3 separate regions of the Homo sapiens genome follow, and regions 1 and 3 are each linked to region 2. A link is a loop called in an ENCODE intact Hi-C map of the cell type or tissue named here. Cell type or tissue: Caco-2. All regions are shown on one strand. Each heading gives the region's core, and the rest is flanking DNA. Links, peaks and the distances in the headings are about the cores only.

Region 1 (11,089 bases), core at 3,981-8,980, 60 kb after region 2:
TTAGATCCCAAAAACAAGCTTTAATAAATTTAAGAAGATTGAAATTATACCAAATATCTTTTCTAACCATAATGGAATGAAACTAGCAATCAATAGCAAAAGAAAAACTGGAAAATTTATAAATGTGTGGAAGCTAAATAACACACTTTTGAATAACAAATGGATCAAAGAAGAATCAAAAGGGAAATTTAAAAATATCTTGATGTCCACAGAGGAGGTCTACAGAAAAAAATAAAATAAAAATCTTGAGACAAATGAAAACAAAAATACAATATGCCAAACTATATGGGGTCCAGCAAAAGCAGTACTAGAAGTAAAGTCTGCAGCAATAAATTCCTATATTAAAAATGATGAAAGGTTTCTCGAAAACAACCTAAATTTACACCTCGAGGAACTAGAAAAGAATAAACTGAGACAAATGTTAGAAGAAAGAAGGAAATAAAGGTTAGAGAACAAATAAAATTGAGTATCAAAAAACAATAAAAAAATGAAATTTAGAGTTTTTATGGAAAGATAAAATTCACAAGCCTTTAGCTAGAATAACTAAGAAAAAAGAGAGAAGACTGAAATAAATAAAATTAGAAATTAAAGAGGAGACATGACAACCCCTGCCACAAAATCAGAAGGGACATAAGAGATTACCTTACCCAATTTTACACAAACTGGATAAACTAGAAGGATAATTTTTTTAGAAACATACAAATTACCAAAACTGGATCATGAAAAATAGAAAATCATAACATATATATATAATGATAATGAGAATGAATCAGTAATCAAAAATATTCTGACAATGACAAGAAGCCCAGGACCAGATGTCTTCACTGATGAATTCTACCAAACATTTGAAGAAGAATTCAAACCAATAATTCTCAAAGTCTTCTGAAAAATTGAAGAGGAAGGAACATTAACCAACTAATTTTATGAGGCCAGCATTAACCTGATAACCAAAACCAAAGATACCTAAAGGAAAGAAAATTACAGGCCAATATTCCTGAAGAATATAGATGCAAAAATCCTGAACAAAATATTATCAAGCAGAATTCAATAGCACATTAAAAGAATCACGTACCATTACCAAGTGAGATTTATCCCTGGGATGTAAGGATGGTTCAACATATGCAAATCAATAAATGTGATACACACCACCTACCTAAGTCTGTGCAAGCTGTTATAACAAAAGAACATAAGCTGGTTGGCTTATAAACAACAGAAATTTATTTCTCACAGTTCTAGAGGGTGAGAAATTCAAGATCAAGGCCCAGGCAGATTTTTTGTCTAGTGAAGGTCTGCTCTCTGGATCATAGATGGTGTCTTCTATCTGTGTCTTTGCATAATGGAAGGGGCAAGGGAGCTCTTTGGGTCCTCTTTTGTAAGGGCACTAACCCCATTCCTAAGAGCTCTGCCCTCATGACCTAATTGCTTCCCAAAGGCCCTATCTTCTGATACTATCATATTGGTGATTAAGTTTCAACATAGAAATAGGGGGAGGCACACAAACATTCAGAGCATAGCACTGCATTGACAGAATAAAGGATAAAAATCACATGATCGTCTCAACAGATGTAATAAAAAAAGCATTTGACAAAATGTAATACCCCATATCATGATAAAAACACTCAACAAACTAGGAATAAGGATAAATTACCTCAACATAATAAACAAAACTAACATCACATTCAATAATAAAAAACTGAAGGCTTTTCTTCTAAGATTAGGAGCAAGGCAAGAATGCCCACTCTCACAACTTCTATTCAACATAGTACTGGAATCCTAGCAAAAGCAATTAGGCAAGGAAAATAAATAAAAGGCATTCAAATAGGAAAGAAAGATATAAAATCTCTTTGCAGGTAACATGATCTTCCGTGTAGAAAACCCTAAATACTCCAGAATAAACAGAACTAATTTAAAAATTAGTAAAGTTTAAAAATACAAAATCAAGGCCGAGTATGGTGGCTCACACCTTAATCCCAGCACTTTGGGAAGCCGGGGCAGGCGGATCATGAGGTCAGGAGACCGACACCAGCCTGACCAACATGGTGAAACCCCGTCTCTACTAAAAATACAAAAAATAAGCCGGGCGTGTTGGCACATGCCTGTAGTCCCAGCTATTCAGGAGGCTGAGGCAGGCGAATCACTTGAACCCAAGAGGCAGAGGTTGCAGTGAGCTGAGATCACGCCACTGCACTCCAGCCTGGGAGATAGAGTGAGACTCCGTCTCAAAAAAAAAAAAAAAAACCCACAAAAACAAAAACAAAATCAACATACAAGGATTTGTTGTATATTAATATACCAACCATATATTTTCTGAAAAGGAAATTAAGAAAACAATCCCATTTACAATAGCATCAAGGTGAATAAAATACTTAGAAATAAACTTAAGTTTTAAATAAACATTTAAAATACTTAAAATACTAAGAAATAAAAAACTTATACACCAAAAAATACAAAACACAGATGAAGAAATTAAAGGAAACACAAATAAATGGAAAGACATGTCATGTTAATGGATTGAAGGAGTGAATATTGTTAAAATGTCCATATTACCTGCTATGGTTTGAATGTGTCCCCAAAATTTCATGTGTTGGAAATTTAATCCCCAATTTTGTATGTTGATAGTATTTGGAGGTGGCGCCTTTGGGACGTAATTAGGACTAGAGAAGGTCATTAAAGTGGAGCCTCCCTGATTGTACTGGAGGCTTTATTAAAAGAGGAAGAGGGGTAATCAAAACCACAATGAGATACCATCTTGCACCAGTTAGAATGGTGATCATTAAAAAGTCAGGAAACAACAGGTGCTGGAGAGGATGTGGAGAAATAGGAACACTTTGACACTGTTGATAGGACTGTAAACCAGTTCAACCATTGTGGAAGACAGTGTGGTGATTCCTCAAGGATCTAGAACTAGAAATACCATTTGACCCAGCCATCCCATTACTGGGTATACACCCAAAGGATTATAAATCATGCTGCTATAAAGACACATGCACACGTATGTTTATTGTGGCACTATTCACAATAGCAAAGACTTGGAACCAACCCAAATGTCCATCAATGATAGACTGGATTAAGAAAATGTGGCACATATACACCATGGAATACTATGCAGCCATAAAAAAGATGAGTTCATGTCCTTTGTAGGGACATGGATGAAGTTGGAAACCATCATTCTCAGCAAACTATCGCAGGGACAAAAAAAACAAACACTGCATGTTCTCACTCATAGGTAGGAAATGAACAATGAGAACACTTGGACACAGGAAGGGGAACATCACACACCGGGGCCTGTCGTGGGGTCGGGGGAGCGGGGAGGGATAGCATTAGGAGATATACCTAATGTAAATGACGAGTTAATGGGTGCAGCACACCAACATGGCACATGTATACATATGTAACAAACCTGCACATTGTGCACATGTACCCTAGAACTTAAAGTATAATTAAAAAAAAATGCTTGGGACAAGAAAAAAAAAAGTAGGAGACAAATCATTTCAATTATTCTTTTGCACTGATTGTTTTATGTTTATGAATCCATAGAAACCTCATTTCAGAGGCATTTGCTGCACTTGAGACTTGAGCTTGGTTTGTAGCTTTGAAATTAAATTGGCAAGTATGTAACTTCAAAAAAAAGTATACATCACTTGTAATATGCATTAGAAAGATTAAGTGAGTTAAAGTGTTACTCTTAAGATTAAGAGATCAAGACAAATTGCTTTGATTTTGTAATGTACATCATACAGTAACATATAAAAAATAAATAAGTACCATCAATATTATACAAATATATGATTTACAATATCCCCATTATAGCAAGAAAAATAATGCAGTCATAAAATAAAATGTCTTTTAGGCATTTATTATGCAAAGCATGTAAATTATTGTTCTCATTATGACATAAGAATAATACTCTTTTGGTGACAAAAGATATATTGTGTTAGCTCAAGGTCCAATGAAGAGCTTCCAGGAAGTTCAAAAGTAAAATCTGGCCATGTTTGCTATACGCTAAATAGAACAGCAACAACCTCTGCTATCCTTTAAGCATAAACTATCCCTTTACATAAACTTAAGTAAATGGCTTGTTACAAATAAAAATAAATAACAATTTAGAAACTAGTTAACAAAAAAAAAAAAAGAGGAAGAGAGGTAACACACATTTGCCCTCTTGTCACATGATGCTTTTTGCCATGTTATGATGAAGCAAAAAGGACCTTGCCAGATGTCGATGCCATGCTCTTGGACTTCTCAGACTCCAGAACCATGAACTAAATAAACTTCTTTTCTTTATAAATTACCCAGTCTATGGTATTCTGCCATAGCAATGGAAAATGCACTTAAGGTAGAAAATTGGCAACAAGAAGTGAGGCCATTGCTATAACAGAGATCTGAAAATATGGAAACAGCTTTGGAATTGGGTGATGGGTAGAGGCTGTAAGAATCTGGAGGAGGCCGGGCGCGGTGGCTCACACCCGTAATCCCAGCACTTTGGGAGGCCGAGGCAGGTGGATCATGAGGTCAGGAGATCGAGACCACGGTGAAACCCCGTCTCTACTAAAAATACAAAAAAATTAGCTGGGCGTGGTGGCAGGCGCCTGTAGTCCCAGCTACTCAGGAGGCTGAGGCAGGAGAATGGCGTGAACCCGGGAGGTGGAGCTTGCAGTGAGCCGAGATTGCGCCACTGCACTCCAGCCTGGGCGACAGAGTGAGACTCCATCTCAAATAAATAAATAAATAAATAAATAAATAAATAAATAAATAAATAAAAATAATCTGGAGGAACAGACTAGGAAAAAAAAATACCTGCATTGCCATAAATGGTGCATTAACAGTGACTCTGGTGAGGGCTCAGAAAAAGGAGAAGACCAGAGAAATTCTAAAACATTTTAGAGATTGCTTAAGTGGCCTTGACCAAAATATTGATAAAAATACGGACAGTAAAAGCCACTCTAATGAGGTATCATATGGAACTAAAGAAACTGGAGAAAAGGCCATTCTTGTTATAAAGTAGCAAAAATCTTGGCTGAACTATGTTCATGGTTGAATGCTTTATGGAAGGCAGAATTTAAGAGTGATGAACTGGAATAGCTTGTGGAACATATACGAAAGCAGCAAAGCATTCAGGATGTTTCAAGGCTACTTTTAACAGCTTATAGTAAAACAAAAGAGGAAAGAGATGATTTGAAGAGAGAATTTGTAATTAAAATGAAAGCAGAGTGAAATGATTTTGGACATGTGGTAGAGAATGAAAGAGCATTTTCAGCACAGGAAACCAAGGGTGTGACTAAGTGATCAATTGATAAGGAGATTAGTATGGATAAAACAAAGCCAGAGACTATCGGGACATCAGGAGAAAAACTCTTGGAGATCTTCGAGTCTTCCCCTCCCATTACAGGCTCAGAGCTCTGGGAGGGTAGAATGGTTTTGAGGGATGGGCCACTGGCCAGGGCTGCCTTGGGTCTCTGTTCCTTGCATTCTGGTGCAGCACTCCTCATCATAACAGCTGTGGCACAAGATGCTCCAGGTGCAACTTGACCTACCACTCTAAACGGTATGAGACATAAACTTTGGCAGCATCCATGAAGTGCTAATTCTGGAGATGTGCAGAATGTAAGAGCTGTGGGAACATCCTTCACCCAGATTTCAAAGGATGGCATGAACAGCCTGGAGGCCCAGGCAGAGAGTTGTCACAGGGTAGAGCCACAGCAGAGAGCCGCTACAAGGGCAATGCTGAGCAGAAATGTAAGGTCAGTTGTTGGGATTCACTCAGGATGGTGGCAGAAATATTAAAGGGACATATTAGGGAAAGTTATAGGGAATAGTCACAAACCGTTTGGAAGGCCGAAAGCTTACATAGCTTGTAATAATTGAACAGGCTGAAGGCAGCCGGTTCTTACATTAGAGAATTAGGTCATAAGGTAAATACTAGGGACAACAGAGTCTTCCTCATTTAAGTCTGTTTACCCTACCTCCAATAACTAACCTTTGAGCCAGATGGCCCTCATGGGGGAAGGTTGACCAAGGCTATTGCCCCCTAATGGTATTTACTTTAAACCGCGGTACCTGAGCTTTAATCATTAGTAGAACTACTCTCTTAACCATGTTAATTATCCACAAGTGTGTTTACTCAAAGCTTCTGTTGTTAATTCTGTACTAAATAAATGCCTGGAGTGCGAGCTGCTCAGGGCCGGCCGCAATGACAAACCTCTCTTGGTGTGCAGGTGGTCGGACAGTCAGCAGGACTGGCAAAACAGAATATCTGTGTGTCAGTGTACGTTTTATTCATCCGTCGTTTAGGTCAGGGTCTGCGGGCAGATCCCCATAGCTAATGCCCTCTTGTGAGGAGCCACACCTCAGTCAGTGCTAGAGCTGTCACGGAGAGTCCCCACTAGGGCAATGCCTAGTGGAGCTGCAGGGGAAGGACTACCCACAAGAATTCAGAATTGTAGATCTACAAGTATTCAGTCCCCTTGGGAGAACTGCAGGCATAAGACTCCAACCTGTATAAACTGCTGCATGGGCTGAGCACAGCAAAGCCACAGGGATGGAACTGCCCAAGGCTTTGAAGATTCCAACCCCCCCTCCCACGCCAGTACATTCCAGAGATGGCACATGGAGTGAAAGATCATTCTAAGCTTTAAGGTTTAATGTTGTTTCCCTGTTGGGGTTTTGACGTGCTAAGACCAGCTACTTATTTTTTCTTGCTTATTTTCTCCATCTTTAATAGGAATGACTATCCTGTGCTTAGCATTGCATTTTGCAAATACATAGCTTGTTTTGATCTCACGGGCTTGCAGCTGGCAAGGAAATTGCACATTTTGAGTCTCATCTATATCTGATTCAGATGAGACTCTGGACTTTGGACTTCTGAGTTGATCCTGAAACAAGTTACGACTCTGGGGCTACTGGAATGGAATTAATACATTTTGCATGTGAAAAGAAAATAAAATTTGGGGGCCAGGGGCAGAATGCTATGGTTCGATGGTGTCCCCTAAATGTCGTGTGTGTGTTGGAAACTTAATCCCCAAATCCATATGTTAATGGGATTTGGAGATGGGGTCTTTGAAAGGTAATTAGAATTAAATAAGGTCATCAAGCTAGGGCCCCCATGATGGTACTGGAGGCTCTATGAGAAGAGGAAGAGTGATCTGAGCTGACACACTCTTCCCTCTTGCCATAAGATGTCCTCCACCATATTATGACACAGCCAGAAGGCTATTAGCAGATGCTGGTACCATGCTCTCAGACTTCCTAACCTCTAGAACTATGAGGTAAATAAACTTTATAAATTACACAGTCTGGGTTTTTTTTGTTTTTTTTTTTTTGAGATGGAGTCTCATTCTGTTGCCCAGGTTGTAGTGCAGTGGCACGATCTCAGCTCACTGTAACCTTCGCCTCCCAGGCTCAAGCAATTATCCTGCCCCAGCCTCCTGAGTAGCTGGGATTACAGGTGCCCACTACTCCACCTGGCTAATTTTTGTATTTTTAGTAGATCCGAGGTTTCACCATGTTGGCCAGGCTGGTCTCGATCTCCTGACCTCAAGTGATCTGCCTGCATTGGCCTCCCAAAGTGCTGGGATTACAGGCGTGAGCCACCACGCCCAGTCACAGTCTATGGTATTCTGTGATAGCAACAGAAAATTGACTAAGAGTTGATATTGTTAAAATACCTATACTACCTAAAGCAATCTACAGATTCAGTGAAATTTCTATCAAAATTCAAATGGCATTATTTACAGAAATAGAAAAAATCCTAAAATCATATGGAACCACAAAATACCCAGAATAGCCAAAACAATCTTGTTTAAAAAAAGTTAGAGGCATCATACTTCACTATTTCAAAATGTATTACAAAACTACAGTAACCCAGTAGTATGATACTGGCATAAAGACAGACCTATACAACCAATGGAACAGAATGGAAAGCCCAGAATTAAACCCATACATGTAGTCAACAGACCTTCACGAAGGGTGCCAAGAACACTCAACTGGGAAAGAGTCCTCTCAGTAAATGATGCTGGGAAGATTGGACATTCACTTGCAAAAGTATGAAATTCTACCCATGCCATACACCACACACAAAAATTCACTAAAAATGAGTTAAAGACTTAAGTGTAAGACCTGAACTTTAAAACTCTTAGCAGAAAACACAGCAGGGAAAGCTTCATAATGTTGGTTCTTGGCAATGATTTCTTGGCTGTAGCCTCAAAAGCACAGGCAACAAAAGCAAAAAATAGACAAAGGGGACTATATCAAACCAAAAAGCTTCTACACAGAAAAGGAAACAACAGATAAAAGGCAACCTACAGAATGAGAAAAAAAATTGCGAACTATATATCTGATAAGGGGCGAATATACAAATATATAAAGGTTTCCTACAGCTCAGTAGCAGAAAAACAACCAAATTTAAAAAGTGAGCAAAAACTGTGAATCGACGTTTCTCCCAACAAGACATACGAATGGCCATGAGGCATATAAAAAGATGTTCAGCATCACTAATAATCAGGGAAATGTAAATCAAAACCACAATGAGATATCACCTCATACCTCTTAGAATGGCTAAGATAAAAAGGAAAGATATCAAGTGTTGGTGAAGATGTGATGAAATTGCAACCCTGGTACAGTGTTAGTGGGACTGTAGAATGGTGGATCTGCTATAAAAAACAATACGGAGGTTCCTCAGAAAATTTAAAATAGAATTACCAAATGATCCAGCAATCCCACTTCTGGGTATTTACTGGTATTAAATAGAAATATGGATCCCGAAGGCATATCTGCGCTCCCATGCTCATAGCAGCATTATTCACAATAGCCATGATATGTAAACAACCTAAATGTCCAACTAGAGATAAATAGATAAAAAATACGGTATATAAATACAATTGAATATTATTCATTATTAAAAAATCATGAAATCCTGCCACATGAGATAACATAGATGAACTTTGTGGACGTTATGCTAAGTGGAATAAGCCAGTTATAGAAGAACAAATAATGCATTATTTTACTTATATAAAGTATCTGAAATAGTGAAATCACAGAAGCAGAAATTAGAGTGGCAGTTGCCAGGGACTGGCAGGGGGAAATGGGCACTTGCTATTCAATCGGTACAAAGTTTCACTTATGCAAGATGATTAAGTTCTAGAAATCTGCTGTACAACGTTGTGCCTATAGTAAATAACACTTCATTGTACATTTAAAAATTTGTAGAGAGGGTAGATCTCATGTTAAATGTTCTCACCAAAATAAAAATGAACTAAATTAATTATCTAATTAATTAAATGACTTGATTTAAGTACAGATTTTTCAGTAAAGTGCCCCAAATTACACTGAGCATAGACAAGAACCAGCAACTAGGCAAAGTGAAGTACAAGTATAGATGTAGAATTCTAAAATCTCTGGCCACAATAGTTTCTGCTTTTGCATCTTAAACTGAGACTATATGCTAAATAATTGTTTAGCTTGGAATTGCAAGATTAGTCCATGTAGTTACATTTTGTATCTTTCCCACACAGTTCAACCAGTAGAGTTGGCTTAGGAGAATCAATACAGTATGGATGTTTGTATATGGGTGTGTTCAATTTCAACTTGGTCCACCATGGAAAACAGGCCATAAGTAAATGACTAAGGTCTGCATTTGTCTCCTGTTCCTCTCATGATCACTTTGTGGTGATGCCTAAGAAGCCCCAGATGATACAAATGCTCAGGTTGGAAGCTTGGGACTCAGTCTAGAAGTAGGAGTGAAGGAGTCCTTACCAAAGCCCAACATGGAACTTGAATCCTGAGGTAGGAAATAGCTATTGAGCCAATTCACAGAGTCCTTTAGGGAAAGATAATCATAAATTTAATTACTTAAAACCTAGAACTTTCTTTACATTTCCCGGCCAGTGTATTGCTACATAAGGGTGAGTCTCAACTAAAAAGATGTGAGCATTTTCCCCAGTCAGAAAAGGCTGTCGTCTCTTAACCTTAAGAACAAAAATAAGTAAAAAATGTTCATCTAATTATATGTTTCTAGCATAACACAATACAGACGATGTTGGCAGATAATTCCAGTCTTTTACCTCACTCATTTTGCAAACACAGTAAAACAAAGTAAATAGTTTGAGTCATCATCTTTGGACTCTTAAAATCTATTACATAAATTGAAAGAAGCATAAATAATTTAGATATTTTTAAACAAACTTACATATAATAGGCAACCAATTTAAACCATTCCTCTAAGTTCCCTGGAAAGAGACCAATGTGTAATCATCAGTTTTTAAATAATCCATGCTGTGGTACCAAATGAATATAAATGTAATGTTAAAAAAATTGATCAATAAATTATAATCTCATTTATTATTTATAAAACACTTTTTGCCACATCCTCTCTGATTTTTTTATAACCACATTGTGAGGTATACAAGAAGGGACCATAACCCTAATTTTACAGATATGAGAAAACTCATTTGCCCTGGATCTCGTATCTCGTTAGTGGTAAAAAGATCCAGTGTTCTTTACAGTATGCTGCAAAATATTTCCTGCTATTGATAAGACTTTGTTGCAATGACCTCTAAGAATTTTGGTATCATTAAATAAAAGTTATATAAAAGTTGTTCTATTTTTGATAATATTTTTTCTTCATATGGCATACTGGAATTGAAACTTAGAGACCTGAAATTATGTTCTGATTATGTTAACTCACCATAGCTTCATAGTGACACCAAAAGAGCTTTGCACACGATGTTGCTATATGTCCATTTGTGCGTGTATGTGTGTGCGTACGTGTGTGGTGAAAGATGGGGAGGAAAGTTATAACTATCAGAAATATAATACAACATAAAACACAATTAAATCAGTTTTGCAAATTGTGAAACATCTGTTATGTTTTGATTTACTCCAGCATGGTCCAAGAGTTATAAACTTCTCATCACAACAGAAATTGAAAGCAAAGGTCAATTAGAAATGTTATTTCATAGAGAGGTCTACCATTACCATGTCAGAATGCCAGAAATAAGTAAAGTTCCCTTCTTGTTCTTGCTTACTTATCTTTAAGACCTTGTATTTGCCTCTAAAGCTGTATGTTTCCTTGAGGAGAGCATCTTGTCCCCAT
Region 2 (11,089 bases), core at 3,941-8,940:
AATTGATCCTCATTCTTTTAGTTAAATGGGGCTAGTAAACACTAGTCAGATTAGGAGGGTGAAATTCATTTTTCTTTTATTGTTCAATTCCTAACTTAAACAGATCTCTCTCTTTAAATATAGATGTAGATTTTTCCCTCTGTGGCCAGTAACTTTGTTGAACTATGCTAAGCTGTTTAGAAAGATGGCAAGATGCTTTGTATGTCATTCTATTGCCTTTCAGCATAGATAACTTTGGACAAGTCATTAACTTCTGATTATCAAAAAGATGTGGTAGTCAAATACTCTCATAGCATCACAAAGGGACATAAGTTTAAAAAGCATCTATTTTGAGTAACACACACCTAAAAATAATAGGGGCCGATATTTGAATCAAAGGAAAGGGTATATCTGAATATATCTCATTACTGTGTACTTGAAATGCAGCTTTAAATATAGAATGTTTCTGAGAGTGCTCTTAGGATGAAATTAATAGAAATAAAGTTAATTTCCTGTTTGACTGTCACCATGTGACAATACAAATTAGATGAATTTTCAGCACACTTACAGAGATGTTTAGGATGCTTAGAATACAAGCTAAATCACATACGCAAAATACCCTTGAGGATGCCTTTCAAATAGAGGAGCAGTCATCCTGCAAAGCAGCTGTGATTGGATTACCACAAGCACAGCAGTCCACAAGACTGTCAAAAGGTAAGAACTGTCATGCTGTGGATAGAGAAAAAAGTAGTACTTTTACAACGAACCCCAAACTGAATGACTCAAAGAGAGATGCTATGGAATTACAGGAATTTCTTTGCAACAGAGCTGTTTCTTCTCACACGGGCAATTCTGTGTGGTACATTATATGGGAGTGCCATAGTCAAGATTTTTTTTTTAATTTCACAATGATATGGATTCTTCAAATAACAGTAGAGAGGCTAACAGTGCCATCAACTTCATACCAATACTTCAAGAGCAGTATCCTCAGAATGCTCCAAATAATAACCACTAACACTTATTCAACTAATCCTTATGACTTCCTAATGAAACAAATTGCTATTATTCCTATTTTATAGATGAGAAAACTGAGGCACAGAGATGTTAAGTAACTTGCCCAAGGTCAACTGGTAAGTAATTCAGAATAGTTTGGTTTCAGGGACCCTGCTTGTAACCACTACATTTGAGGCCACACAGTGACTTCATGGAACAACAGTATCCCATGAGATGTTATTAGATATTATATGGAATTGTTAACAGTGCTGTATTAGTCCATTTTCATACTGCTATGAAGAAATACCTGAAACTGGGTAATTTATTTAAAAAAAAAGAGCTTTAATGGACTCACATTTCCATATGGCTGGGGTGGGGGTCCTCACAATCATGGTGGAAGGCAAAGGAGGAACAAAGGCACGTCTTACATGGTGGCAGGCAAAAGAGCGAGTGCAGGGTAACTGCCCTTTATTAAACCATCATATCTCGTGAGACTTATTCACTATCACCAGAACAGTATGGGAAAACCCGTCCCCATGATTCCATGATTCAATTACCTCCCACCAGGTCCCTCCCACAACACGTGGGGATTGTGGGAGCTACAATTCAAGAGATTAGGGTGGGGACACAGCCAAACCATATCAAGTGATGTAGTTCAACAAAAAATTTGGATATGTAGAGTTAAACCAAGTTAAATATTTTTTTTTCTACAGAACTTCTCAGAGTCTTTAATGTCCACTGTGAATTTTCACAGAGCTCTCAGTTTGGAAAAAGGTATTAGGTTGGTGCAAAAGTAATTGCAGTTTTTGCTATTACTTTTAATGGTAAAAACTGCAATTACTTTTACACCAACCTAATATTTAAGATCACTGTTTATTTTCTTGGCATTGTGTATTTTGATATTTTTAAAGAGAAGACTACTTCTACCTTTAAAAATGCTGGCTAAGAGAAAGCCTTAATAAAAATTTCAAAAGAGAAAGATTTGAAAAATAAGTTATAAGATAAAGTTTGTAATAGTCTAAAGTTAGAAACTGTTAGAATCTATTAGAGTTAGAAGCTCTCGAAGCTGGAAAAGAGAGCAATACCGATGTTCAATTTTAAAATGAGGCATTTAAAATAAATATATTGACATGGAAAATATCTAAGTTATATTGCGAGCTGAAAATAGACAAGATAATTATGCTTTTTAATGCAAATGCTTTTAAAACAATGCAGTAGATATATGCATGTACATAATAAATGTAAATGCATAATAAAAGGCACAGGATAATACATATTGATAATGAATCAGGTTGCATATGAAGATGAGAGTTGGATTGTTAGGGGTCAGAGAAGGGATGAAAAGGGACTTATTTCCATATTGTTTATTATTTTGGATGTATTCATGTAACCATATATTATGTCTTTAAAAAATTTTCAAGAACCAATAAGGTGTGGTGACTGACTAGAGTAAGAAGCCAAAGAAAGAAAGAGGCTAAAAATAATGTTAAGAATTGAATCCTAGAAGAAAACAATAGGGAAGATGGAGAATGTGCTGGCTTTTGTGGGAAATAATGGATTTGGGTTTCAGACATGCTGTGAATTAGGTGACACCACCGTGGTTCATCAGCATCATAGTTTTGTGCCTCCAATCTGGCTCTTCTATATGCAATTCCAAAATACAAATTGATAATTGTTGCTTTTATACTGAATACCCTTTGATGTCTTCCCTTTGCTCTTTAAGAGTTCAAGTTGTTTAATATGGTTTACAAAACCCTTCATGATTTGTCCCTTGCTGATCTCTCTCTCTCGTATCTATCCTCTAACCACACTCAAAAGTTCATTCCTCTAAAAAAGCCATAATCTTCCTCACCTCCAGATCTTCCTATTTGTAAGACTCTGCCTGGGATACTTCCCCCATTTCTCCATCTCCTAATTCCTAAGTATCCACAGGGATCTACTTAAATGGCTGACTCCTAGTTTAGCTTAGCTATCTATGATAAACTGAATAATGGCTCCCAGAGAAGTCCACATCCTTATCCCCAGAACCTGTGAATATGTTACCTTAGATGGCAAAACTTTGCAGATGTGATTACGTGAAAGGTCTTGAGATAAAGAGATTAGCCTGGATTAGATGGGTGATCCCAATGTAATCACAATGATCCTTACAAGAGGGAGGTAGTAGAGTTAAAGTCAGAAAAGCAGGTGTGACGACATAAGCAGAGGCTGAGGTGATGGGCTTTGAAGTTGGAGGAACAGCCACAAGCCAAGGAATGCAGATGGCCTCTAGAAGCTGGAAAAGACAAGGAAACAGATTCTCCTGCAGGCTCCAGAAGAAATGCAACCCTGCTAACACCATGATTTTAGTCTCCCAAGACTCATTTTGGACTTTTAACCTTCAGAACTGTAAGATAATACATTGTATTGTTTTAAGACAATATGTTTGTGGTGATTGGCTACAGCAGCAATTGGAAACTCATAGTATCTATCCAATACATTTTCATACTTCTCTTACAGTAACACTGTATCAGTTGGGATAGGCTAATACAGCTTTATTCAAAGTTTGGGTTGCAAACCAGTGCAGGTCTGTAAACTTACTGGTTTGCAATTATATAAGTAAAGAAATTAAGAATAAGCATTTAGAAATTTTTATAGTAATTTGACAGAGTAATTTTAAATCTGTTGAATCTGATGAAAATTTGTACTTGAATGTTTATGTATTTCATGTCTCATTTATCTGCTAATTTACTTAAATTGTATTTTGCAAAAATACTATTCTATCCAGGTTGAAAATAAAAGTAACAAACAACCTGATCCTTCATCACAGACATTTTGAGCAGTACTGGGGTAGACTATGTTGTGACACAAATAACTCGCAAATTGCAACAGCTTGTAACAGCACAGGTTTATTTCATATTTCTTGGCCATGCTATATATCCCTCAAGAATCCAGGCTGTTTAGGGAGCTACCATCTTGAACACTGCCAATTGCCACACCAGAGGGAAAAAAGAGTTCTGAAAGGTTTCATAGTAGGAATTAAATGTCCTGGCCTGGAAGTGAAAAACATTATTTCTACTTACAACTCCTTAAACAGAACTGATGGTCACTTAGCCCTACCCAATTACAAGGGGGCCAGTAAATGGTATCCTGCCATCTGCCTACAAGAGGAAGAAATCGTAAATATTTGGTGAACAATGCTAAGGACTATGCCAAGCACTCATCATGCTGATTTAAAATGCTGATTTTAACCAACATGCATTGGTTTTCCCTGCTAATGTCTAAGCTCTGTGGGATATCTCGTTTTGTCTTGATCAGCCCTGTATTCCTAACACCTCACAACTCCTGGCACCATAGTAGGTATTTGAAAATATTGCCAAATGAATAAATTTATGAATTAAATGCAAAATAAGACATTTGAGAAGTGATGCCTAAAATGAAAATTGGAATATAGCCCCTCACCACAGGGCCTGACAAGCAAAACTAAAGACTCCTCAAAGGGCTTCTGCAATACTTGTATACATCCCATTATTTGCAGTAGAGATTCATAAACATTGTTGGGAACAGTTGATCCCTTAGATAATCAGTGACAACTATAGGCTCTCTACCTCAAAAATATACATATACATTCTAATGACAAAGGGAGGTAATTTCAGGGGTTTATAAACTGTGGTCACCCAAGGGCTTATGGTCCACAGGGTAAGCACTGCTAATACAACATCTTCAGAATAAAAGACTGACTTTGTGTACCCTCTCAAAGTTGGTGTTGGAGAAAGTGTGGGGTAGAGGAAAGGGTATGGGCTTTGGAAACTAATGGAATTAAAATTCTACTCCCTGAGATAATAACATAGATGTGCTACTTTGTCTTTGCATCTCAGTTTATTCATCTGTTAAATGGGCATATTAATATCTACTTCCTGGGTTTGAAGAATATATCATTTGAATATTAAAATGAGTTAATGTATAAAAAGTGTCTAGCACAATGCCTGGCATATAACAGATGCTCAGAAAATTTAGACCCCTCCATCGTTTCTATTCTCAATGAAGTTAAGCAATACGTCATTAAAATGCATCAGTCCAACACAAACCTCCATTCCCTTTGATTCACAAAATACCCAGAGGTCTCTGGCTTCCTAGACTTTCTATTAAGAATTTATAAATCTTAGCAATTCCTTAGAAACATCATAATTTTTAATTAATACCATTATTAATAATACTAATAGTCTTTTTATATGTGATGGCATGCTTGAAGGCTCACAATACAAAGGCAGTGAAAAAAACTCAGGATACAAAATTACTTATGCAGTATGGTCCCAATTATATTAAAAGAAATATATATATATATATATATATATATATATATATATATATATGCACACACATATATGTATTATAGAAGAAAGAATGAGAAAAAATAAGCCAAAATATTAAGTCTATTTCTGGATAGTTATAAATGTATTTTAATATCTTCTTTATAATTTTCTTTATATGTTTTTACAATGAATACATGTTACATATAAAATCAGTTAAAAAAATACAGCAAATGGCATTTCTGTCAAAAATATCTTATAGCCATATTACCTCTGCTTCATATGTCATGATGCACAATGCATATATCCACTGATTATCAATAATTATCATGCTAGGCTACAACACAGGCAAAGAACAGTATGAGTGTCATATAGCTTTGAAGTTAATACATCTAGTTCCTAAAGTGATGTTTAATTCAAAAAGACATGTTCGGTCTGAAGAAAATATAAAACCAAAGAACAGATAGAATGAGTTATAGAGCATATAAATGTTCGTGCAGTAAACACGTATAGAATCATGTGTCAGAAACTATGTTGGGCCAGGCATTGTGGCTCAGGTCTGTAATCCCAGCTCTTTGGGAGGCCGAAGCGGGCGGATCACCTGAGCTCAGGAGTTCGAAACCAGCCTGGGCAATATAATGAGCTCTCATCTCTGCTATAAATAAAAAGTTAGTTGGGCATGGTGGCACACACCTGTAGTCCCAGCTACTTGGGAGGCTGAGGCACCCGGGCTGAGGCACCCTCCACGTGGGAGGTGGAGGGTGCAGTGAGCCAAGAACACGCCACTGCACTCCAGCCTGGGCGACAGAGTGAGACTTTGTCTCAAACAAACAAACAAACAAATAAAAAACAAAAAAAGAAACTGTGCTGGATCTAGGGGATACATTCATGAAGAATGCATAGGTTCTGTTTTCAAGGGGCTTCTCTATTTTCTATTATTTTCTAGTGGAGACAAGCATAAACATAAAATCACAGTTTCATAAATCCCAATTTTGGCTTTGAGAACACAAAGGAAAAAACAATTAGGAAGAAAAAAGTGGTCATTCTAGGTTGTAGAGACAGCAAATGTGAAAAAGTCATAAGAACACACAACTAGTCCAGAAGAAATAGTGACTAACTCCAGGTCTGGGGTCTGGGTTAATATTGGAAAGCTAAGAGAAAGGGGGATGTCAGAGTGGGAGGAATTTGGCATCCAAACAAAGAATATGGACTTTATCCAGTGTTTTTCAAACTGTATCTTCAGGAATGTTTTCTTAGGAAACACAGCGAAAGAGGCTGAGTGGCCAAGCCTGTGGCGCCGACGACTGCTTCAAACAGAGCAGCTCCGTTTTCATCTGTTCTATAAGTTAGATTTCCTGGTAGGATTTTATTTGAAGAAAGAATTCCATGACCTTAAGAAGCCTGAAAACTGTTCTCATGCCATCAAGCTGTTGAAGCTTTAAAGCCAAGGAACAGCGCAATCATATTTGAATTTTTTATTTGTTTTTTGAAAGACCAGCACTCAGTGATTGGATGAAAGACAGGGGAAAGGTCAGGTAGACAAAATGAGGAGGCTCTTGCAGAAGTGCCAGGGAGAGATTAGGAACTAAAGCTGTGTAGTGGGAAGGAAAATAAGAGTCACTTTTGGGACGTTTTAGAATAATCTCAATAAGATCCAGTGACCTCTTCGATGTGGGTGGTATGGAAGAGAAAAGAGAATGACTCTGAGGTTTCCAGCATGGGGAACTGCAAAGGTTTTTAAATTTTAGTGTGCATAAGAATACCTAAGTATATTGTTAAAAATAGATTTCTGGGTGTCTATCTCCAGAGAGCCTGATTCAGTAACACGGGGGTAAAGCCTAGAAATGTTGATGATAATACTGTTCACAGTGATGGAGAGTACAAGACAAAAAACGTTGAAAGAGAAAAAAAAATAATTAATTGCAATTTAGATATGTTGAGGTCCGGATACTTATGGTGCAACAACAAAGGTACTTATGATGCAACAACAAAGACCTGTCCAGAAAGGCATTTAGAATAGGAAACTTCCCATAAACTGTTTATAGCTTATCAGATGTCTATACTAGAGGTATTTAATTGGGAATCATTGGTGCCTCGATGGTGGATGGTGGTTGATGCTGTGCAAGCAAGTGAGATTACCAGGAAGAGAAGTGAAAGGGGCAAAAGATAGAATCATGAGAAGCAACAATATTTAAAGAATGGACAGAGTGTGGCAGGCCAGGTCTCACTAACGCAGGCCTCCATAACAACTGTTTCAGCACTGACTGAGTGGTGAAGTTAAATATTAAAAGCTGATAGAGCCAGTGCCCTTATACAAAGGCTGGAAGGTAACAAAAGCCCACCAAGAGTTTTGCCCAGGCCTTTCCTGGGCCTTGAAGTATGGCAAGATAATGAAGGAATTCTTAACAGGACCCATTTAGGATAAAACAAACTTTACTGGGGGTCTGAAGAAACGCCCCAGACCTCCACAAACAAGTTTATTGGGGGTCTGAAGGAACTCCCCAGACCTCCATGATTTAGCAGGAGACAAGATAAGGGTAATCACCGCCGGCACCTGGACCCATTTAGATTAAGTAAATTTACTGAGGCTCCAGAGGAAGGTCTTTAGGAGTCAGATCTTAGTTATAGAATAGAAGAAGTAAATCACTTATGTCTTTAGATGAATGCACACTTACATGTAGACATATAGCTTAGAAGGTATATAAGCTCTTTGTCAAAAATATCTCCAGACCAACTCAAAATTACAAAGTCAAAAAACTTTGTAATTTTGAGTTGGTCTGGAGATATTTTTCAGCCATAGCCGGTTACAGAAATAAACTTCCTTCTTTCCCAGCTTATCTGAATCTCGTTATCGGGCCATGAGAATAAGCAGCCTGATCTTCGGTTTGGTCCAGGGACAAGAGGAATAAATGAGATGATGAAAGAGACTGAAGAGGGATGATCAACAGAATGGGAGGAGCAGTTAGTTAAGTCTAATGAACTGGGAGTCAAGTATATCACACAGAGTCAATGATGTAGGTCATTGCTAAGTTCACATTTCAACTAAACAATCAAGTAAACTGTTAACAACACCTCCAGCTGCAAGAAGTATCACACTAAATCCAGAATCTCTGAAAAATGCACCATATCAATACATTTGGCCTAATCCAGTGTTATATTACATCTTCCTTGGCCTAACATTCTAGGTTTCTAATGATATAAATTAGTAAATCCTGGAATTATTTTGGTGCATAATCTAATTCCATCCAGGTCAGACTTTGTACTTGTTCCCCTGGAGCATGCTGAAAGCTGAACACAGTTGCGGGCCTTGTAGCAATGGGCATTGGTTGGAAGAAGGAAGTGGGTTTTGAGAATGGGCAACCTCTCGCATCAAAAAACAACAACAACAACAACAACAAAATTGGCTGAAAAATCAACCATTAGTTAGGAGATCTAAAGTCATAGACTAAGACATAAGGAAAAAATAGTTCAAGATGGATGTCTAAGAGGATGCTCTGCAGTAGAGGCTTATGGTGCAGGAGACCACCTGAAGCCTGGAGAATTTTGAAGTCATGCATATTCAGGCATTAACATAGCATAGATCATTTTTGCAGCATTCAAAGTGAGTTAGTGTTGGAAAATAAGCAGAAATGCCTTCATACATATGAAATGCATGGTCAGACAGCTCTTGAAAGTTCAATGTTCTGAACAAACACCTTAATGTAAGTAGCTTGAAGGTGAGTGTAAGAAGATAAAATATTCTACCTGTACGTTTGGTGAACCATCATCCAAACCCAATTAACCAAGCTCTCTATATGGATTGCAGACTACTCTTAGGGAATCTTGCTTCCAAGATCATAGAGACATGACCTAACTGAAAATGCATGAAGGTCTTTTGTGGACACCCACCCATGCTATCACCCAGGAGAGCAGCTTGAAGCTCTAGGGAGATGTATTTTTAAACTAAAAGTGAAGTTGACCCTCATCTGCCCAGATTTCTCCTCTAGAGGAGGAGTTATACATAAATATAGCCAGCTTGCTGCCCCTCATACTTGGTTAGGATTCCTATAAGTCTGATTGATAATGTCATGTCTGCCACATGTAGCAAGGAGCTGTGGAGAGTAAGATGAACAACATTTCTGCTCCTTAAAGGTGGCTTTCCCCCATGGTCTATATTAGAGGTTGGCAAACTTTTTCTATTAAGGAACAATTAGTAAATATTTTAGACTTTTTGCGCCAAGAGCCAAAACCATAGCTATTTTGTGGATAAGTATGCATCAATCAAGAAAATAAATGTCTGCCAATATTTTACCGATGACATTAAAAATATAACAATAATAATTGAGTGCAGTTATTTCATAGCATAGATCTACTAAAGAGAAGAATGGAATTTTAGGGCACATAACATCTAACTTAAAGTGAGCATTCCTATCATTAAAATTAATGATAGTAGGCCTAGCGCATTCCAGAGCTACTGAATTTGAATCTAAATTTTAACAAGGTCCCCCAGTGATTTGTACCTTAAAGTTCAAGGCCATTCTGGTCTAGAGTTTCTTAATACATTTTTGGCTTATATTTTTATCACTTTAGAGAAGATAGTGAAAGCTGTGGATCCTAGAAAAAGTTCACAAATCATTTGAAGTTCATTCAAGACTCCTACAAGGTCTGTGGCTTTGAAATTAAGACCCCAGGGATTCTGTGGACATGCCCGCCCAGAGCGAAAGTGTTCTGAAATTAGATTGTGGTGATGGCTAAACGCACTGTGAATAGACTAAAAAAAAAAAAACATTGAATTGTACACTTCAAATGGGTGAATTGTACAGTATGTACATTATATCTCACAAAAGCTGCTTTTCAAAAAAACAGAATCTCTTGAGTTTGTGTTCCATGGATTTTTTTTAACGTCCTATGGGGTTCCAATGGACACCTCAAGTGGAGAATTGCAAAGAGTCAGGTTTTGGAGTCAGGAAGCTCTGCATTCAAATCCTAGCTTTGGCAATTACTATGTTACAGAAACTAAGTTACTTAACCTCTCTGAACCTTGGTTTCTTTTCATACAGGGTGGAGATAATAATAGTACTAACTTCACAGGGTTTTGAGGAGGATCAAAAGGAACTTCTAATGCAAAATTCCTGGAAGATTCCTTGTCACATGCACTTTTTCATGTGAAATGGTGGGATTCCTCAGATATCAAATGCAAAGCCAAAAATAATTACATGCTTCGCATTATTCAAGTCGTAATTAATCACACATGTCATATTATCCATGTTGTACTATATTTTCCACTTAAATGTATATTTCCTGCTCCATTATTATACTTGCCTTAATGCTTTTTCCTTATGAGTCATGGTAATAATGATAGTGAACACTCAGCACTTATATACAAGTTTCAGGCCCTGTTATGAATTCTTGATTTACATATATGAACAGTACAATCTTTACATTGTGAAAGGAAAATAAATCTCTGGACCCCAAAATCACTAAGCCGAAGGGAAAAGTCAAGCTGGGAACTGCATTGGGCAAACCTGCCTCCCATTCTATTCCTAAATAAGATACCTACAAAGATAAAAAAGCTACATACCTCCCTCACAATTTTTCTCACAGGGAAATTTCTTGTGGACAAAGGACAGGGAGAACTCAAAGTCATCCCTCTGTCACAGAAGACAAATGTGTATCTGATTGCTTCCTTTGCCCTGTTTTTTCACTAAGCCAGACTAAGGCATAAGTGACTATTCCTGTAAATTGTGCTTATCAAAATATCAAAAGAATGCAACCATTTGTCTCCTATCTACCTGTGACCTGGAAGCCCCCTCCCTGCTTAGAGTTGTCCCGCCTTTCTTGACTGAACCAAT
Region 3 (11,089 bases), core at 2,225-7,224, 93 kb after region 2:
ATCCATGCCATTTGCCAATTGACTGCAGTTCCTCCTATCAAGAGACAATATATTTTCCTACCCCTTGATTCTGAGTCCAGGCACATGTCTTATTTTGGAAAATGTGATGTTAACAAACATGAGACAACTAGAGGCTTGAAAAAGTACTTGTTCTCTTTTTCCTCTATCATTGCCATGAGACCATACCTGGGCTATCCTGCTGGAGGATGAGGGACACATGGAGGAAATTTGAGTTGCATCACAGAGATTTTGTGGTTGTTACACAGCATTATAGTAGAGAGAGATAACTGATGCAAACCCTGTGTTTGTTCTTCATGTTCCATGGGTAGAAAATAAACTTAACAACTAAGACACAATGTTTTCATTTCAAGGGAGCTGAGCATTTTGTGCGAAATTAATCAGGATGAGATTCACCTGCAAAAGTAGCTGACCAAGGAAAAATGTACTTCCCCTGATGTAAAAGTCTAGAGAAAGGCAGTCAGATTGGTACGGCAGTTTCATCATGTCAAGGACCCAGGCTCCTTCTATCTTGTTGCTCTAGTATAGGTCACCTCATTGCCAATGATGACTACTCCAGTTCTAGCCATCTTATCTATACTCCAGCCACAAAGAAGGGAAAAAAGGGAAAGAATAAAGATAGGCTTTTTCTCTCTTCAGAGATAGCTTCTGGATGTTGTACATCACTTCTTATATCCCTTTGACAAAAACATATTCGTATGGTCAAACTTGGCTATAAAGAAGGCTAGGAAATATAATCTTGATTCTGAGCACACATGTGCCCAGCTAAAAATCTGGGGTTCTATTAAAATAAAAAAGTAAATTATAATATTTAAGGATAACCAGCTGTCTCAACATAGCAATCTCAATGCTTAAGCAAACTGGAATTACCAACTAGTTAAACCAGGGTTACCATCTCAGCGGACGGGTCAGGTTGTCAGGACACAGAATCTACTAGGGTAAGGCCCTAATAGGTGCCCTTACCCTTTTATACATTTGCTATGAAAACAAGAGACTCTCTATCTTTTTGAGAGGGATTGGTCTTTGTTGGTTTCAGGTTTTACCCTAAAGTTAATGGTTCCATTTGACTTAACTAGAAGTCGACCCCGAATTCCAATTAATTTTCAGCTAACTTCCTTCAGTTAACCTCTGTGCAGCCTGACTGAATTCTGAATTCTTATTATATTTTTTTCTTTTTAGAAGGATGAAAACCAAATCAGTTATAGTTTTCACGTCTCTCATTCATAACCCTAAAGTCATCTAATAACATATTTGTCAAAGTGCTTTACATAAGCAACTCTGGCATTCCAGCTTTCTGAGATCTCTCTTTTGATTTAGCAAAAGGAAATAATTTCCTCAAATGCTTCTGAGGTTTCCCAAAGGTGGCCATTTGTCTCAGATCAGGCTAGGATCACCTCTTCAATCCTCCTCAGACCACCCCTATCCATTTTGTAACTGCCCCTCCCTTTTGTTTTCCTCTGCATGGTACCTTCTTCACTTCTACTTATCTCAACAATAGTTGATGCAAAGCATAATACAGCCTTGCCCATCTTTTACCAAAGCAAAATAAACAGTAGGCTATTATTTTAAAAACTTTATTGAAGCTTTGTGGTAAACAGAGGGTAATTTAAACACTAATCTGGAAAGATTTAAAACCTGTTCTGAGTTTTCTAGAGCCCACAGGTCTTATTCATTCCCAGAGGTCTCATATTGACCCCCTTCCTCTTTAGCCACTCAGCATGCCATCCTGTTGCTGAGAAGAAAAGCCCTTATCTCCTCAGATTAGTGACCTCTGTCTTGTGCTCTCTCTCAAACTCTTGGGCCTACAACACACTCCCTTTAAGGAAGAAAAAACAGGTGAAAAGCCCATTAATAGCACAATAATCCTCCAGAGATGCAGTCTTACTCCAAAGAAAACAACATTTTACATTTTTATGCATTGTAAGATCTGGGCTTTGCCTCTGCATAACTAAGAGATGCATTAAAATATTATTTTTCTTGTGTACACAAAAGCTCAGGTATCCCAGTGATAAATTCTGTCTTCACCTTGGGAGTTACAAGCACAAACTCCAAGGTAGCTTTTTAAAAATAGCAACTTTTAGTCCTGCTTTAAATATTCTAAAGCACATATGACTAATTAGGCAGACTGATAATAATTTACCATGTTAGCTTACCACTTAAATTCCACCTTCCGGATAAGAAATAAGATGGCTTACCAAAAAGTCACTACCACTGGACTAAGATAAAGAAAAAATAAAATTTAATGAGAAATGGAAAAATAATTGTGCCAGTAATCAGGGATGAGTTATTATAATAAGGACTAAATTTGATTTTGGACTTCTTAGAAGACAAAATCAAAAGGCACGAGGGTTTGTCCAGTTGATTAACCTGATGTCTTATACAATCCTATGATGTGGTGAATGGTTGTTTTAGATTCTCTTGGGTAGATCCAGAGAGAAGTGGGGCTAGAACCCACAGCTACTGTGTAAGGCAGGAGTTGGTAAACAGTTTGTGTAGTTGGCCAGAGAGTAAATATTTTAGGCTTTGCAGGGCTTTGTGGTCTCTGTGGCAGTTACTCAACTTGGTAAGTGTAAGACAAAGGTACCCATAGACAATCTGTAACTGAATGGATGTGGCTATGTTCTAATACAAAAACGTGGTGATCCAGGCTTGGCTCACAAAGCAGTAGCTTGCTGACCCCCGGTGTGAGGGTATGTATTAGGTAAGGGACTGCAGTGAATGGATGAGAAAGCTCCTTCTCTGGAAAGGGGGACTAGTTAGGTTGAATGTGTGAGATATTTATTTTGTAACCATTTTCTTAATGGCAACCACTTAAATAGTATAAGGTGCAGGACCCCCAAAACTTGATACAGCCCCCATGCATGGGCAGTGAACAAGTAGATACAAATGTGGAAATGTCATGAAATCAGGGAATGATTCTGGACAGGTATATATGTAATGCCTTCACTTCCTCTTTGCAATTCATGTAAAATATTTAAGTAATAAAATCAAATTTTCTTTTCCATATCAACTCACACAAGGTTTGAGCCAGACCTGTATAACCTCACCATTTCCATTGTGTTTTCTTTGAAACTACTTCTGAAAGTATTTTAAAGTTATCTTGGGGATTAGCCATATTTTCAGGCCATTTTTTCACTTCCAAGAAAAGTTATGGTGGCTTGACTGATGCTATAGAGTAGAATCCAGGGCAAGTACACGATAAGACAGAAGGAGTATCTGTGAATTCTGTCAGTTTTTTTGTTTGTTTTGTTTTGTTTTGTTTTTGAGACAGAGTCTTGTTCTGTCACCCAGGCTGGAGTGCAATGGTACAATCTTGGCTCACTGCAACCTCCACCTCCTGGGTTAAAGCAATTCTCCTGCCAGCCTCCCGAGTAGCTGGGACTACAGGTGCGCACCACCACACCCAGCTAATTTTTTTTTGTATTTTCAGTAGAGACGAGGCTTCACTATGTTGGCCAGGATGGTCTTGATCTCCTGACCTTGTGATCCGCCCGCCTCGACCTCCCAAAGTTCTGGGATTACAGGAGTGAGCCACCACACCTAGCCCTGCCAGTTTTTAAAAGTTGCATACCACCATCTCCTCCACACACCTTCAAACAAGTATTTTATCAGTCGGAGCTGCCTTTGTTTACCTGCTTTAGTCTCTCATAAGAATCCCTTTGTTCTCGAAAGTATCTTGATTTGGTTTAAGGTAATCTTACATTAAACTCTTCCCCCAACCAGAGAGCCTTAAACAAAACACTAAAACTAATATGCAAGCTGGGAACCATGATTATGGATTTGCTGCTGTGTAGCCCAAATGCATGGAAGACTTTCTTGAATATTTGAGGAATGGAATGGCATAATTAACTTTTAGGTTGATTGAAATACATCTTTTAAAGTTTTCCAGTATGTAGACATATCCGTCAGAAGGATTCCATATGGATTTGCATTTATTTATGTGAAAAAATGCTATCAGAGCCTTTTGTTCACCCCCCAATCATGCCATCTTTTTGTAGGTAAAGAAGATTCAATACAGGCTTACTGCAAGCAGAGAGAATGGTTTGCTCTTTCTGAATTATCTACAAGAGAGAGAACATTTCCTGGAAAGGCAATCCTCCATAAGTGGTAGATCTGTCTCTATAAGTTATATCAAATACTGGCACCTACTGGTGAAAATATGACAGAGCAACTATCACACACAAACTACTGAGTCAGAGAGAAAAAAGAAACGAAGATTAGAAATTTAAAATATGAAATCATGGATACCCCTGACAGAAATAAATTATCACGGTTGAGAGAGAATGATAAAGTTCATGGAGAGAAAGAGATTCTGGAGACTGGTAGCCCACATGAAAATTTTTTAAAAAATAGCTAAGAGATGACCATTACTAACAGACATGATGCAGTTGTAAAGCCTCAGTATCCAATATAGCAGTGACTACCACTTCACTTGTCAAAAGTTTTCTATTTATTACTAAAACCAATAGAAAAATCCTAAATTTTATTTGATTAAAATTTTACTTAATTCCTGCAATCATTCATTTAAAAAATATTTATTGAGCACACTGACTATATTTTAAACACTATTCTAGGCTCCAGGAACACAGCAGTGTAATGACAAAGCCCCTGCTCTTGTGAAACATGTTCTATTGGGGAGGGGGGTCAGCCAGTAAAAAAAAAAAGTAAATAATAACTAGAATACATAAGGAACTTAAACAACTCAATATCAAAAAACAATCGTATTGTAAAATGGGCAAATGATCTGAAAAGACGTTTCTCAAAAGTAGATATACAAATAGCAAACAGGTATATGAAAAATGCTCAACATCACTAATCGTCAGGGAAGTGCAAATCAAAACCAAAACAGTATGGAGATTCCTCTAAGCACTAAAAGTAAAACTACCATTTGATCCAGCTACCATTTGATCCACTACTGGGTATCTACCCAGAGGAAAATAAGTCATTATACGAAAAAGATACATGCACAGGTATGTTTATAGCATCACAATTCACAATTGCAAAAATATGGAACCAGCCCAAATGCCCATCAATCAACGAGTGGATAAAGAAATTGTGGTACATATATATATGATGGAATACTACTCAGCCATAAAAAGGAAATAATTAATGGCATTCACAGAAAACTCGATGAAACTGGAGACTATTATTCTAAGTGAAGTAATTCAGGAATGGAAAACCAAATATCATATGTTCTCACTCATAAGTAGGAGCTAAGTTATGAGGACGCAAAGGCATAAGAATGATATAATTGACTTTGGGGACTTGAGGGAAAGGGAAGAGGGGGGTGAGGGATAAAAGACTACACATTGGGTTCAGTGCATACTGCTTGGCTGATGGGTGAACCAAAACCTCAAAAATCACCACTAAAGAACCTACTCATGTAACCAAATACCACCTGTTCCCCAAAAACCTATGGAAATAAAAAAATTAAAACCAAAACCAAAATGAGATACAATCTCATCCCAGTTAGAATGGCTATTATTAAAAAGAGTAATTTTAAAATGCTGGCAGAGAAAAAGGGAACACCATACACTGTTGGTGGGAATGGAAACTAGCAGAGCTGCTACAGAAAACAGTAAACAGCTTCCTCCAAACAATAAAAATAGAACTATCATATGCTCCAGCAATCCCAGTGTTGGTAATATTTCCAAAATAAAGGAAATCTGTATATCAAAACGACATCTGCACTCCCATGTTTATTGCAGCACTATCCACAATGGCCAAGTTATGGAATCAACCCAAGTGTCCATCAATGGATAAATGAATAAAGAAAATGTGGTATATATACACAATAGAATACTATTTGGCCATAAAAAGATTAGAAAAGATTAAAAATTTAAATGAAATTCTGTCATTTACATCAACATGAATGGAACTGAAAGTCATCACGTTAAGTGAAATAAGCCAGAAGACAAACAGCACATATTTTCACACATATATGGGAACTATAAAAGTGAATCTCATGGAGATAAAAGGTAGAATGGTGGTATCAGAGGCTGGGAAGGGTAGGGGGAGGGGGAATGAGAGATTGCTTAAGGGATACAAACAGACATTTAGATAAAAAAAAATAAGTTCCAGCATTTGATAGTACAGTAGGGAAATTCTAGTTAACAATAGTTTATTATGTATTTCAAAACAGCAAGAGAAGATTTGTAATGTTCCCAACACAAAGAAAAGATAAATAGTTTAGGTGATGGATATCCCAATTACCCTGATTTGATCATTACACATTGTATACAGGTATCAAAATACCACATGTACTCCTTTTGGGTACATGTACAACTTTTGGGGTATATGTATAACTAATATTTATCAACAAAAATTAATAGAAACAATAAATATGTAATATTTCAGATATGTGGTAGGGAAAAATGAAGTAAAAAAGAGGTTAGGAGTACTCTTGCTATTTTATATAGGGCAGTCAGGGAAAGCTTCATGATAAAGTAACTTACAAGTATTTCATAAAATTTTTATGCCTTCAGATTGGAAGATGTAACTTCTTACTTCTTCTATAAGCTATACAATAAGTATTCACGCATTAAGGTATTTACATCTATTTGGTCAGTTTATGGAGCAATGGGAAAAGAGAAGCCACCTTCCAGGTACCTACTATGTGCCACACACTTTATATACTATATATGTTATCTCATTTAATCCTCATCATCAACCTCTGAAGTATTAGTAAGCTTGCTGTATAAACGGGGACACTAAAGTTCAGTGAAAATAAGTGAATAACCCAAGACCATATAGTCGTTAAGTATCAGAGGTAGGATTTGAACCCATGACTGATGGGATTCAAAGTCGTGAAGCTAAAGCTGGATGCCCTACGTAGCTACTGGAAAGTGCCAGTCAGAGAAATTATACTGCCTTGCATACCAAGTGATGTAAATTTACTTTTTATCTAGACTTACCTTAGGGCATGCAGAACTTTCTACTTTGTATTTATTTATATTGTGTCAATTTTCCCCAAGAGGTTATATAAGCTTTATGAGAGTGGCATCTGTGTCTGAATCATCTTCGGTGTCTGGTAGAGTGTCAGAACCTTGGCGGGAACCTCTTAAACATATGCCTAAATACTTAACTGAATGAAATAAACCCAGAAGCTTAGAATTAAGTCACTAACTATTAAGTCTTTCCTCAAATAACACCAATGTTTTTTGAACAACACACTAGGGAAAAGTCTTATGGTAACTAAGAATGTCACCTGCTTCTACCAAGGTAATTAATAAAGAGTTAAATCATAAGCACTTAAATCAAATTAGAAACAGGATTTGCAGGTGAAATTCACAATATTGACTAAGTGGGTTTCAGTGTTCTTTGAAGCAAAGTCTTAATTGTTGTTGTTGGTAGTGATGTTTTTCTAACACAAGGAGCCCCTCCTACTGCTAAGCACATGAGTTCCATGACCTTTAACCTTTGGAGTTAAACCTTTTGAGAATATATCTGAGAATTGTATATATATACACAGATATATATATATACGTATATGTATGCCATTCTTTATATATATATAAAGTTTATATTTGTTATAGATTCCATAGTCATATTTCCCCTTTGTAAACCACTGGACTAGAGGATCAAAAATGCTTTTTGAACCTGTAGTCATTTTTACTCTTCAGAGTAATAAATGAAACAGTACTTCTTTCATTCTTGGAAACACTACTTAAGGGCATCTTTGTAACCAAGCAGGTGAGAGATTACTACACACTCAAGACTAAACTAGTGGAGAAACCATGAACAGATTCTGTAGAATAATGTAGAACAGTGTCTTTGTTATGCCCAGGGTCAATTTGTAAACAGCTTTTGCTTCTTCTGGCATAGAGGAAAAGAAAGATTTGAGGATATGAAAAGAATGACTCTTACAGCAGGGGAATAAGTGGACATCTGCAACATGGCTGCAGGCCAAGAGATAAGGAGAGTAAAGACAGTGTGCCTCCCTGCAAAAGGGCAGGGCCAATGGACGGAAAGCACAATATATCTGATACCAAGTTTTAAATTTCCTTTCTGCATTGTAAATCCCTGGTATTATCCTCAAGCCTTAAACAAGACAACTTTCTGTTAGCTGGGTTTTGAGAAAGAGGCTGTTTTCCACAGTTTGGGGATGAAATGGGTCAGAGAGAGGTAGTAGTATCATGGAGAACCAGTTACTAGGAAGCAGGGGTGACTGAAAGAAAAGCTGTTATGTATGTGATACTAAGTGAGGGGACAAGAGAAAATTCACGTTAAGCTTGTGACACACGTAAAAATACCCAGGGTTCCTCAATCTTACTGGGAGAGGAAAGTGACCCCCAACATTCTCAAATAATCATGTTCCTAGTTTATATTAAAGGGAGAGGTAATGCAGCCCCTCCACCAATCTCTAAGGACTGAAGAACTAGACACATTTGAATTATACTATAGTGGTGCCTTTGTTTTCAAGGATAATAAAGGGCATTGCCAAAAGGCACATGTAAGAGCAAATGTATACATATGGAAAATTCATTGAGTAGTCTCAGGTCATGGCACAAAATGAAAAGATAGTTTGTATTTAAATAGTTCATAAAGTATATCCACATTTTCCCTAGACTAATATTTACTTACTTTATTACTTCAAACTATCCCTTTAAAAATGGATCATCAACTGGAAGTCATAATAATTTTGTTTTATTGCTTGCCATATGGGATTTTCTCCCGAATATTTGGACATTATAACTGCAGACAATTTGAGAATCTTTACCTCGGAGGCTCTCCATCCAACACCATTTTAAGAGAAGGGAAGTGACATTGCCACAAATATCCCTGATGTTCATCTCCTCTATAAAATCCCCATGCTTAAACCCTCACAGGAAGAACTTCCAAAGGAGAAACCAATGTTTTTGTACACCCAATACTTCTGGGCAATTTTCAAAATTTGATTTTCTGATGTTTGAGATGGTGATGAAGTAGTAGGGAGAGGGAGAGGTGTAGCTAATGTGCTTCAAAGTGGATGTCTCAGCTATAAAACCACAAAAGCCAAAATGGGATTATTGTTCCTCCAATGAATAAGCAATGAATAGCATCAGGAAACAAGCAACGGTCATAAAATAATGAATCAAATCCTAAATTGGTAGCATTTCGTTGTCAGTGTGACTCACTCCTTTTCCGTCCAACTCATCCTTTCATTAACAAAAGAAACAAAGTCACTCTGATCATCTAGACTTCTTGAGTATCCAATTTTTTCACTATTATTGTTCCCTCTTATATTTACAGACCTGTTTATTTAATCCAATGAGGTGGAGGCAAAGAGCTTTACACTGTGCTTTGTTGTAAGGAAGCATAGATGGCTAGAGAAACAGGGAAATATTGTGGTATAGAAATAGTAGTTAATACTTATTTAGTATTTACTAAGTGCCAGATAAAAGAGGTAAAGTAACATACCCATATTATAACTGGTAAGTGGCAATAGCAGAATTCCAACCACTGTACTTTACTTAGTGTGAATTCACATCCTGAATCTGCATTTACTTATAGACCAGATTTGATCTTAATGATGTGAATAATTCTGAAGTACTGTATTTTGCAGCCTTGAGGGAATATCATATACTAAATTCCTAATCATTTGTTTCTTCCACCAAGAGGATGTTGTGGGATTCTTGGTAGCACAATGAGAATAACAGAAGAGGTTCCCGGATCTGTAATTTCTTCCGTTTACTTAAACTTTCTGACCCAAGAAACTCTGAGGTTTCAAGGATCATCTAATGGAATACCTGGGCATCAGGAAAGACAGTTTCATATAGGAGTTAACAGCACAGACCTGGGAGCCGTAATGTCTTGGTTTGAATCTTGGCTCCTCCAGTTAATAGCTTGAGATAATACGTTACTTAACTTCTCCATGACAGTTTCCATATCTCCAAATTGGAATAATAATGGCACTTACTCTTAGGGTTGTTGTGGCGATTAAACAATAGAATCAGTCAAGCGAGTAGATCAAGGGCCACACTGCTTTGGCACCTCATGCACAGAAAGCACAAGGAGAAAATTGAGATGAAAGACCAATACAGAGCCCTTTCCTCTCTATTACTGGAGGGAAGCAGTAAAATAATCATGTGACCTTTGTAAGAAAGGGATCATGTGACCCTTTTAAGAATAAGAATGAAGTCAGTAGTCAGGTGGGCCTGTGAAGGAAGCTCCAGGTAAATGCAAGGAATTTTGCTCCTTAAACATTGTGGTTTTTGTGCTAGATGTTCTAGGCATCATATTCCATCAACTGAGTATTTATTGTATCCATATGGCACTGATGTAGGGAATGGGGATACACAGAATTGCAAATCGGTCTATCCTCCAGAAACTAACATTTTAGCTATGAGTAGACATATTGGGGGCACAGAAGGGCTAGCCTAGATGCTAGATATAAACATGGTAGAAGTTCAGAGAAGAGAATGGTGGGCAAAGGCTGAGCAAACCACAAGAATTCTGGATTTATGGCTAAGTTTTATCTTGATCTCATCCAGGCAGATCATAGATGCCAAGAGAGAGCCAGGGAGGTCCTCTAGGCATGGCAAAGGGTACAGAAAAAATATAGAAATGTATATGATATCACTAGAGTCCAGTAGTTCTACCAATTGGCTGGAGGAGACGATTCTACAGGGAGAGGAGTAGTGGGAGCTGCAGTGAGAGGTGTAGGAGGAAAAGCTACCTCCACAGATTTGACTCCATCTGTGGAGGTAGATTTTCCATGGCCTGAAGTCTTGATGCCAGTTTGGCACCTTGGTGAGCAGAAGTTTCAGACCTCGTCCCAAATATTTTTGGTAAAATACAAGGTAAACTACTTCAGGAAATAACAATAATAATGAGTGGTTATCACAAATTCCCTGTGAGCTGAATGGACTATTATTTCTTATTCAGATTTTTTCATTGATTACAAAGGATATTAAACCTACTGATTGAATGCGCAAATCCACATGGGCCAAATAGCATCCTGGCAACATCAGAATATCTTTTGATCCTCCCAGTAAATGCTCTGGTCATGTTCCACTGTTGGGAATGTTCACAGACCATATGCTCTTCAGAAGCATATATATATTCCAGTGGATTTTCTCCTACTTTTACT

Evidence for each region. Peaks named below come from ENCODE experiments on the same cell type or tissue, not always from the same donor. Only the 100,000 strongest peaks of a DNase experiment are listed, where the experiment ranks them.
Region 1: a loop joins it to region 2, with 5 times the contacts of the local background. A loop is called at or near these places in 2 of 110 quality-filtered maps.
Region 3: it touches region 2 in a loop (3-fold over the local background); 2 of 110 quality-filtered maps call a loop at or near these places.

What each region holds. Positions count from the first base shown.
Region 1 is chrX:37,954,439-37,965,527 of GRCh38, reverse strand. It overlaps a transcript of SYTL5 not described here. Among named protein-coding and RNA genes, the nearest start is that of H2AP, 31 kb to the left of the region's middle. In Caco-2, for the core only: no CTCF peak of the experiment used is centred there; DNase peaks (open chromatin) are centred at 5,997 and 6,527.
Region 2 is chrX:38,014,641-38,025,729 of GRCh38, reverse strand. All of the region lies in intron 1 of SYTL5 (synaptotagmin like 5), which reads right to left. It overlaps MIR548AJ2 (microRNA 548aj-2), which reads left to right and starts at 1,744; the gene lies at 1,744-1,835. In Caco-2, for the core only: no CTCF peak of the experiment used is centred there; a DNase peak (open chromatin) is centred at 6,539.
Region 3 is chrX:37,919,969-37,931,057 of GRCh38, reverse strand. It overlaps a transcript of SYTL5 not described here. Among named protein-coding and RNA genes, the nearest start is that of H2AP, 65 kb to the left of the region's middle. In Caco-2, for the core only: a CTCF peak has its summit at 4,165 (motif pointing left); no DNase peak of the experiment used is centred there.